2 separate regions of the Homo sapiens genome follow, and region 2 is linked to region 1. The links are chromatin loops, found by intact Hi-C in ENCODE. Cell type or tissue: MCF 10A. All regions are shown on one strand. Links, peaks and the distances in the headings refer to the core of each region. The heading gives the core; the rest is flanking DNA.

The links. A loop is a pair of places that touch in the nucleus more often than their neighbours do. Peaks named below come from ENCODE experiments on the same cell type or tissue, not always from the same donor. Only the 100,000 strongest peaks of a DNase experiment are listed, where the experiment ranks them.
Region 2: it touches region 1 in a loop (2.6-fold over the local background); 4 of 110 quality-filtered maps call a loop at or near these places.

Annotation. Positions count from the first base shown.
Region 1 is chr1:244,297,131-244,302,505 of GRCh38, reverse strand. All of the region lies in intron 1 of LOC105373262 (a long non-coding RNA gene), which reads left to right. Among named protein-coding and RNA genes, the nearest start is that of SPMIP3, 53 kb to the left of the region's middle. RefSeq lists an enhancer at 2,715-2,784. In MCF 10A, for the core only: a CTCF peak has its summit at 2,880 (motif pointing right); a DNase peak (open chromatin) is centred at 2,875.
Region 2 is chr1:244,369,578-244,374,952 of GRCh38, reverse strand. The region is part of intron 2 of SPMIP3 (sperm microtubule inner protein 3); the gene reads right to left. Among named protein-coding and RNA genes, the nearest start is that of SPMIP3, 20 kb to the right of the region's middle. In MCF 10A, for the core only: no CTCF peak of the experiment used is centred there; DNase peaks (open chromatin) are centred at 2,992 and 3,492.

The DNA of each region.
Region 1 (5,375 bases), core at 277-5,276:
GGACACCTCCCACCACCTCTGTGCAGCTCAGACCTGGCCACACTGACACCTCTCAGAAGGGAACAGAGGGGAAGAAAAACCTCAGAAGTAGTTTAGAAGAGAAGCATGGAAAAGATAGTGTAAAGTCGGCTTCACTCTCTTGGAAGCTGATTGCAGGATGTGAACTTTGATTTTGTAGCACATACTTTGCCTTTAATGGAAGAATGAAGTTGAAGACGTTACACGATATTCAGTCAGAAGAAGAGAGGCCTGTATTTCCCCTGGTTCCACTAGAATAGCCACAATTGAGTAAAACCAAATAGAAAAAGGCAGTGGACTGGAATGGGAAGAAATAAGGAGAATGCAAAGTAAATCATATGGAAATAAAATGAAAATTTTAAAATGAGGCAGATGTGGGGGAAGTCAAGGGTCAGAGTGGCAGAGCAAAGAATCTGAGCCTGGCTTTTCAGAAAGTCCTTAAGGCATGATTCCTTCCCAGTGCCACCTCCTAACCATTTGACCTTGTGGCAAGTTTCCTTCCCCACCTTAAATCTGACTTTTAAGTGGCCACACCTCCTCCAGGGCCCAGACTTTCCTTTTCCCAGTAGGCATCTCCTGCCTTGGCCCTATCCACTTCCTGGCCCCTCCCTTCAGACCCAGACCCAACCCTTTTTTTGTTTATCCTCAGCGCTCCCCCTGCTTTATTTAACCCTTTGGGTTTCCTCTCCCTAGACTTTTATTTTATTTTGATGTTTATTTTTATGTTTATTTTTATTTGAGATGGAGTCTCGCTCTGTGGCCCAGGCTGGAGGGCAGTGGTGCGATCTTGGCTCACTGCAAACTCCGCCTCTCGGGTTCAAGCAATTCTCCTGCCTCAGCCTCCTGAGTAGTTGGGATTACAGGTGCCCACCAACATGCCCAGCTAATTTTTGTACTTTTAATAGAGACGGGGTTTCACCATGTTGGTCAGGCTGGTCTCGAACTCCTGACCTCAGGCGATCCACCGGCCTCGGCCTCCCAAAGTGCTGGGATTACAGGCAGGAGCCACCGCGCCTGGCCTCCCTAGACTTTTATGAAGTGGAACTCTGCCCAGTGCTGTAGGAAGCAACGGGAATCTGCAGTCAGGCAAGCCTGGGATTTTAAATCCTAGTTTTCTACTTTCTAGCTGTGTGTCCTTGGGCAGATTATTCTTTGAGCATCTATTTCATCCCCTTTAACACACGCGTAACAAGGTAAACCTCACAGGGTTGCAGCAAGTGTCAAGTCAGTGAGCGAAGAAGCTCTTCCTTTCCTATGAAAGTCAGGATGACCGATCTTGGGCTGCTTTTAAATTCCCATTCCTCCAGAAGCAAAGGTCCAGTGCAGATTTGGCAAAGACTCCGAGAAATGACCTTGTTTTTCTATACTGAGAAACTTTCTTAGGAAAACAGTAGATATTAGGGAGAAGGTGAAGCCAAGGGCAAGAGAAAATGCAGCATAAACTTCCCATGACTGAGTGAGCTGCAGAAAACTGATAAGGAATATAGTTTACCCCTTTTTTGAAAGAAGAAACAAATAACTTCGTATTACAGGAATTCCATACTTCAGTGTGTAATTAAGTGGATTCTGGCAGAAAGAATCTGGGATTCTGGAGTCTAATCCTTATTCTGAAAACCGCTTCATTTCAATTTCTAGTTTTCCTTGCTTGTTAATGCCTAGGTTGTGTTGTAAATCACAGGATCTTTAGGGAAAATAAAAAAGTACTGGAAAAACCTGGGCAGGCTAACAGGGCAGGCTCTGACTGCCATTGTCACCTGTGACACCCTGTCTCTAGTCTGGGAACACATTCTCTCTCTCTCTTTTTTTTTTTTTTTGAGATGGAGTCTCGCTGTCGCCCAGGCTGGAGTGCAGTGGCACAATCTCAGCTCACTGCAACCTCCACTTCCCGGGTTCAAGCAATTCTCCAGCCTCAGCCTCCTGAGTAGCTGGGACTACAGGTGCCCAACACCACGCCCGGCTAATTTTTGTATTTTTGGTAGAGACGGGGTTTCACCATGTTGGCCAGTCTGGTCTTGAATTTTTGGCCTCAGGTGATCTGCCCACCTCAGCCTCCCAAAGTGCTGGGAGTACAGGTGTGAGCCACCGTGCTAGGGACACATTCTCTTTCCTGTGTGGTGGTTTTCACTTGAAGCAAGAACCAGTTATCCCCCTTCTCCTGAGAAATGACAAGCCTGTATTTTGGCAAATATGTTGGTTTGCAAATCTGTTGCAAAACAGATTTCGGTGGTGGTGGTGGTGGGGTGGGCGCTCCCCAGCCCATCCTGGGAGGTTTTATTACAAAAATAACTAATTCAAGGACCTCCTTGTGGCTGGGCGCGCTGGCTCACGCCTGTAATCTCAGCACTTTGGGAGGCTGAGGCGGGCGGATCACGATGTCAGGAGATGGAGACCATCCTGGCTAACACGGTGAAAACACGTCTCTACTAAAAATACAAAAAATTAGCCAGGCGTGGTGGCGGGCGCCTGTAGTCCCAGCTACTCGGGAGGCTGAGGCAGGAGAATGGCGTGAACCCGGGAGGCGGAGCTTGCAGTGAGCCGAGGTCGCGCCCCTGCACTCCAGCCTGGGCCACAGAGCAAGACTCCGTCTCAAAAAGAAAAAAAAAAAAAAAAGAACCTCCTTGTAAGTCAGCCTCTCCCAAAGGAGGACATGGAGGGCCAGGCTAGTCCTAGAGTCTCTAGCAGGGCCACTTCCCTGAAGTTTTGTTCCTTGCTGGCTTAGCCCAAATAAACAGACCACTCTTCCTGTAGCGCTAAAAAGTCACTCGATGGCTTTCTGTTTCAGATTTGGTTTCAGAAGGGTTTTGTCAGCTTTCTGTAAACTGCGTCTGTAATTGAGGCCGGCCGCCTCCAGGTGGCACCAGTGTGCCGTCCCACGCTGAGTCTGCTCTGAGAATCAAGACGTTTCACTACCGCCCAATTCATTTGAGGAACTACTGCCAAGATGCATCTTCCTAACGATTTCTCTGCCCAGAGCCCTTCAGAGGCTTCCTGTTGTCTGCTAGATAAAGCCAAGCTATCAGTGCTCTCAGCCTGAGAGCAAGCTGAGATGCAGTCTTGTCTGAGTCTGCAGGGTGGTGGGAGAAGAGGCATGGGGCTTTTTGGTTGCAGTAGAGGGAGGAGATTGTTTGAGAAATGGGGGGAAAGAACTGAAACAACCAAAACAATGAGAGTGAAAAGGAACCACGACACCAGTGTCATGGACTTGTGTCTCTGCAGAGAAGCAGGGCATGTCGAAACTGCAAGCTTTTCGTTTCTCTCTCTCTCTCTCTCTCTGTCTCCTTTTTTGGAGTCTCGCTCTTGTTGCCCAGGCTGGAGTGCAGTGGTGCGAGCTCACCTCAATGCAACCTCCGCCTCCCGGCTTCAAACAATTCTCCTGCCTCAGCCTCCCGAGTAGCTGGGATTATAGGCGCCCGCCACCATGCCCGGCTAATTTTGTATTTTTAGCAGAGACAGGGTTTCACCATGTTGGTCAGGCTGGTCTCGAACTCCTGACCTCAGGTGATCCACCCGCCTCGGCCTCCCAAAGTTCTGGGATTACAGGTGTGAGCCACCACGCCCAGCCTAAAACTGCAAGCTTTTCACACAAGACCCAGGACTTACATTTTTTAGTGCTCACTAACACAAGTAATAAAATGTGACACAGAGGGAGGGAGGGAGGAGAGGGGCTTTCTCCTCTACCTTTACAAGAAACACAGTGAAACCGCTTTGCAAAAATTAGGTCAGTGAGAGAACTATGGCAGTGAGGGAGATCTGATCTAGCCAACCCTCATCTTGCCTTTAGCCTTCAAGTTGCCATTAATTGTTAATATTTCTGGGTGTAGGCCAAGCTAACTTTGAGAGTTAAATGATAATAGCCCTTTCCCCAAAGTCAGCTGCTTTTGTAAAAGTAATGAGAGACCACCAGGCTAGCAGGGTAGAGGAGCCTGAATTCTGCTAAGGTGTAGACATAAATGATTGCCAACCATTATTCTGCAGGTCATAAGATTTGCAACCTCCCAGATTACTCCTGCAGATAATATCACCGTTATAGAGCCTAAGATTGGCCTTTGGGATATCTTTTCAGTCTTTTTTTTTGATGTCTGACACTCATGCCTCCACCTAGACCCACTGACCCCTCCTGTGGCCCCACCCACAAAGGACTCAGGCACAGGAGGACCATTTCCCACACCCCTATGATTGCACCCCCAGCCAATCAGCAGCAAGCACCCATTGCCCAGACACCTCCATCCCTTCTCCCAAACTACCCTTCAAAAACTCCTAACCTCTGAGCCTTCAGTGAGGTCGATTTGAGTGATAACTCCATCTCCCATGTGGCATGACTGACCTCGAGTCAATTAAACTCTTTTTATTTTTTTGAGACGGAGTGTTGCTGTGTCACCAGGCTGGAGTGCAGTGGGGCGATCTCAGCTCACTGCAACCTCCACTTCCAAACAATTACTCTATCTCAGCCTCCCGAGCAGCTGGAACTACAGGTGCGCACCACCACACCTGGCTAATTTTTGTATTTTAGTAGAGACTTGGTTTCACCATGTTGGCCAAGATGGTCTCGATCTCCTGACCTTGTGATCTGCAATGCTGTGGTCTCTGTGAATGGATTTTGTTTGTGTAGTGGGCAGGAAGCACCCATCGGGTGGTTATAACAGCATGACTCTAGGCTTGCCACACAGCTGTGACGGTGGCACACAGCAGCCCTCAAATGGCTTCACAAGCAAAAAACAACAGAGGGGCCCAGGGCCAAGGAACGTGAGAGAACTCTTTATGAGCTTAAACGACAAAACCCAAGATCCCCGAAACACTTGGAGAGGATTTTGCAAAGTTAGATCTCCTCTATCAAGGATGTTGGGATAAGAGTCAATGAAATAGAATTTTGGTGGCTGCTGGGGGCCCATCAGCACCTACTAGCTGGAGAGCCAGAGTGGCATGTATTTCATCTTCCCGGGAGGTTTTATTACTGACATTACTCCAGAACCTCCTTATAAATTGGCCTCTCCTGGACACTTGCTCTTTTAGGATTAAAAAACAACTTTGTTATTATTCTCTTTCTACCACTGCCTTCAAATAAAGCTATTTTTCTCCATTCCTGGACAATCTCTTGGACGAGGGCTACAACTCAGTCAGGCACAAAAGTACCAAGCTTTTGAATATTGGAATCGCCTCACTTTTCAATCTAAGGACAGAGCTTCAGTCTTTCAGCCAGTTCATTGCTGCTTTTGCAGCCGTATCTTCTATCACTTTTTTTATTTTTATTTTTTCAAGTGAACACTTAATTTTCCATCCATTTCTTTTCTTCTTTCTCTCTCTCTCTTTTTTAAAATTAATTAATTAATTAATTTTTTTTGAGGCAGTCTCACTCTGTC
Region 2 (5,375 bases), core at 285-5,284, 72 kb before region 1:
TAAATAAATAAAACCAATGGGGCAAATGTTGATAACAGTTGAAATGTGGGAATCGGGCTGGGCACGGTGGCTCACACCTGTAATCCCAGCACCTTGGGAGGCCAAGGTGGGTGGATCACTTGGGGTCAGGAGTTCGAGACCAACCTGGCCAACATGGTGAAACCCCATCTCTACTAAAAATACAAAAAAAAAGCTGGACGTGGTGGCACATGCCTGTAATCCCAGCTACTGGGAAGGCTGCGCCAGGAGAATTGCTTTAACTCGGGAGGCAGAAGTTGCAGTGAGCTGAGATTGTGCCACTGCACTCCAGCCTGGGCAACAGTGCAAGACCCTGTCTCAAAAAAAAAAAAAAAAAAAAAAAAAAAGAGAAATGTGGGAATCCGTAAACGGAGGGCTCTGTCTGAAAAAAGTACATAAAAATAAAAATAATAAAAGAAATGTGGGAATTGGTAAATGGGAGCTCATTATACTGGTTTTTTCTACTTTTGATGTTTACAAAATTTCATCTTTTTTTTAACTGTAACAAATAAGTCTGTAAAGACTAATCGTGAAGCAGCACTGTGATGTCAAAGCACAAGGCGCTTGCAAGCCTGGGAGGGGGACTCGAGCCCTGTCTAGAGGCTGGATTTTGAGGAGTTTTGGGAGCATCATTGAGCTAACATGTGGGGACTGGGAGGGAGCACTTCTGTGGGGTGAACGTAAGAAGAGGTGGGACAAGGGTGGGTGGTACAAGTGGAATACAACGGGGCTGAGGGAGGCCAGGCTGGAGGGCAATGGTGCTCAGGTTTTATGCTTTAAAATACATCTCATTTTATTTTATTGTATTTATTTATTTATTTTGAGACGGAGTCTCACTCTGTCGCCCAGGCTGGAGTGCAGTGGCCCAATCTCAGCTCACTGCAACCTCCGCCTCCTGAGTTCAAGTGATTCTCCTGCCTCAGCCTCCCGAGTAGCTGGAATTACAGGTGCCTGCCACCACACCGGGCTAATTTTTGTATTTTTAGAAGAGATGGGTTTCACCATGGTGGCTAGGATGGTCTCAAACTCCTGGCCTCAAGTGATCCGCCCACCTTGGCCTCCCAAAGTGCTGGGATTACAGGCATGAGCCACTGCACCCGGCCAGAAATATGTCTCATTTTATAGTACATTGCTTTTCCTTTTATATTATAGTTATAAGACTGTAATGAGATAGGTTGGTGTAAAAGTAATTGCGGTTTTTGCTATGACTTTACTTTCAATGGCAAAAACTGCAATTACTTTTGCACCAACCTAATATTTTTAAATTATATGTGGTTGGTTTATATTATTTACAGATTTTATTTCAGAAGAATAGCAGAGATATTACAAAATATCTATTATTAAAAAGGGGGTATTGTGTCTGAAAGTTTGAGAACTACTGATGGAGGTGATAGGAATCTTTGTGAGGTTTGCTGTTGTTTGTTTTGTTTGCTTTTAGAGATGGAGTCTCACTGTTGCCCAGGCTATAGTGCAGTGTGATCATAGCTCACTGTAGCCTCTAACTCCTGGGATCCAGAGATCCTCCTGTTTCAGCTTCCTAAGTAGCTGGGAGGGACTACAGGCATGTACCATATGCCTGGCATGCATATATATATATATATAATTTTTTTTTGTAGTTTCACTATGTTGCCCAGGCTACTTTGTGAGATGTTTAACAAGGTTCATGACATGGTAGAGAAAGATCTTTTTTGATGGCAATGTGGAAAACCATTTTTTTTAAAAGACAGGGTCTCATTATGTTGCCCAGCCTGGTCTGGAACTCCTGGGCTCAAGTGATTCTCCCGCCTTGACCTCCCGAAGTGCTGGGATTGCAGGTGCGAGCCGCTGCACCCAGCCAGAAAACAAATTTGAAGACCATGTGACTAAAAGCAGAAAGACTGCTTAGGAAGTGATTGTAGTGCTTTATGTGGGACATGACGAAGCTCTGATATGATGGAAATGTGGATGGAGAGGATAGGGCTGATTGAGGATATTTTAGGAGATAGGATGGAGGGTAAAAGACAGGGAAGTGTCCAAGACAAAGCTGCATCTTCAGGCATTGGAAAGAATCCTGCCTTTCCCCAAGAGAGGGAACACAATAAATGGCCATCATTGGGAAGGTGACTTTATTGAGTTTGTGATGCCTGGACATGTGGGGTCTTTCGGGATGTCCCACAGATTCTGAGCAGTCAGTAGATGCCATAAAAATTCAAAGTCAGGAGGCTGGGCTCGCGCCTGTAATCCCAGCACTTTGGGAGGCCAAGGCGGGCGGATCGCAAGGTCAGGAGTTCGAGACCATCCTGGCTAACGCGGTGAAACCCAGTCTCTACTAAAAATACAAAAAATTAGCCAGGTGTGGTGGCGGGCACCTGTAGTCCCAGCTATTTGGGAGGCTGGGGCAGGAGAATGGTGTGAACCTGGAAGGTGGGGCTTGCAGTGAGCTGAGATCGTGCCACTGCACTCCAGCCTGGGGGACAGAGTGAGACTCCATCTCAAAAAAAAAAAAAAAAATTCAGAGTCAGTAGAAAGTAGCACATCATTTTGCATAACGTATCTCACTAAATATGTGTTAGATAATGGATGAAAACTGAAACTATGCCTTCAGTTCGACTCAACCAACATTTATTGAATGCACACAAAACACCCTGCACTATGCTAGGCTCTGCAGATACAAAGCTGACTAAGAAGCAGCGCTTGTCCTCAAAAAGCTCTTCACATGCTGAAATAGTGATCTGAATAAAGGGTCCATAGGACACAGAAGAGGGAGGAGTATCTAGATCTAGGACTCGGATAAGCAAAGGGGTTGGGGAAGAGATTCCAAGCAAAGGGAATTATAGGGGCCAAGACATGGACAGAATTAGGTTCTGAGTGGAGTGTATGAGGGCTAGAGTGGGCCTGACTGTCTAGCATGAAAGGCAAGCACTGAGCAGGGCGAGTTCTGTCTCTGTCTGTGCAAAGACGACCTCTGGGAGCTCTGATTTGCAGAAAAACCACAGGCTGTCTGGGCCTGCCCAGTGGCTGGGATAATATGACTGAGCCCTGGATGGTAAATAACAATGGGGTATTAAGTCATAAGAAGAGAGAGGAACTGGCACAATAAAGGGAACAAATGACATTTCTGAATGCACAGGGGTGGGACACGTAGCTTTCTTAGGCACCTATCCATTTTCTGAAGCACCACCTTGGAATATTACCCCAGGGCCACATTACAGTTTAAGAACCCACCTAAAGGATGCTGGTTTCTACAGTTGCTGGGCTGTGGGCGGTGGGCTGGGTTTTGACCATGGCGTGCATACAAACAAACACCTGCTGAATACAGGTGAGTAAACTCAGCGCTGCTCCTTAGAAGCAGTCAGTAAAAGCTGATTTGAGGATAAAGAATCCCAGCACCAGCACCAAGTAATCCTCCCTGCCACCGCCCCTTGGCAGTGTCTCTTGGCAGGTTTTGGGAGGAGTGAAAAGAAAATGGGAAGGTGTGTGTAAGGAGATGGGTGTGGAGAGAGGGATGGCTGGGTGGAGAAGAGAGTTTTGACCTCCTAAGGGGAAATGTCTAGCCAGGCCAGAGGCTGTGCATTACCCGGCCTCAGTGAATGATTGTGAAAGCACGTGCGGACTCTTCAGACTTGGCTGTGGAGGCCAGCCCAGCTCAGGGCTCTGCTCAGAGTGATTCTGTTGAACCCGGGTTTTAACCAGCTGTAGAAAGCCCTTTCCTTCTCACTGGGCAGGTGCAGGCACCGTGCGTGATTTTGAGTCCCTGATGGCTTGGCTTTTTGAGGTGATGTATTCAGTCCACATGAGAGCAAACCTGTTCCCTGGGAGGGTGGCTGTAAATGGAGTGGGATCTGGGCTTAGCCACAGTCAAAATTCAATATCTATAGGAGAGGCCAGAGGTGTCGGTCCCTCCAGAGCCTGGCCCCACAGCCCCAGGTAGCCTGTGTTCCTGTGACCACGCTCTTCTCTGTTACGGCCCTGCTGGGGCTCATCCTCTACAGAGCATTTTTACAGAAATGATCTCACTTAATCCTCACAGTCACCTTGCAAGGTAAACATGATTAACTCTCTGCTTTATAAGAATAGCCCAAGTCTCAGAAGGGTTAAGTGGACTTTTTAAGTAGTAAAGTCCACTTAAACAAGTAAATGCCAGCGCCGTGTATCAAACCCAGTTCTCCAAACTCCATGTCGCTATTCTGCCACCCGAGGGTATGTGTGATGATTTGTTTTAATAAGAATTCAGTGCTATTTTCATACAAACTCTGTGATTCTCTCATTTTGGGGCAGACAGCAAATAGACATTGTACACTAAAAAATAGGAAAAGCCATAAAGACACAGCAGTGTTAGCTGGAAGATGCTTTTAACTCAACGAAAAGCACTCACTGCAAGCTCTGCTGTGCCTCCAGTGGGCTAGGCACTAGGGATACAGTGATGACAATGTTGTCTTTCCACTCAAGAGTTCATAATCTGGTCAGGAAAGCCACGTTTAGGCAACTATCTAATCACAGACGATGTGGTGAGTGCTACGCCTGATAAGAAACTGAGGCTCAGGGGAAGTAAATAACTTAGCTAAGGACATGAGCTAGTAAGTCCAGAAGACAGAACTAAAGGAAGGACTAGGAAGCCTCCAGACCTGTGCCCTCATCTCCCAGGCTCTGCCGGCTCCACAAGAATCTCCTCAAGGGAGTGGGGAGCCTCAGTTTCCTCATCAGTAAAATGGGAATGATACTGTCTTCTCCTTTAATGATTGCATGAGAGTAAACGAGACATTTGTACTTGGTGGCTAACATCTCCCAAGGTGTTGGTATTGATACAGGAGATGGAAATTATTTAGGCAGATGGAAAGGGCAACAGAGTCCTCGGCGGAATTTCCCTTTTAACAAAAAGCAGCCCCAAAGTCATTTATTTTCTAACAAAGAGTAGCCTGTAAAATCATGCTGCAGACATGAATAAGCAAGCTGGAAACTTGTGTGGGTGAATGCTGGCAGCTGTGCCCATAGAAAAGGGCTACCTGAGGGCCAGCATGTTCAACATGGAGGCGCCATCTTCCCCTTTCTCTGTCACCACGTGTATAGTACAAACAAAAACAGGCAACTGAACGTGACCCGGCTAGGCAGAGAACCCATCTACATAATAAAAGATTAGGGTGGGGCGGCCAGCTTCTTCACGTGCCATGCAAACAGCACACCTAGTCCTAACCAGTTCTTCCCACATTATGCAAACACCACACCTAGTCCTAACCAGTTCTTCTCACGTTATGCAAATGGCACACCTGGTCCAACCAATCTTTCGTGCCCTATGTAAATCAGACACCACCTCCTCAAGCTCGGTTATAAAACCTGCACTTCACCAGGGACCAGAAGACCCACTGCGACTCCCTCTCTCT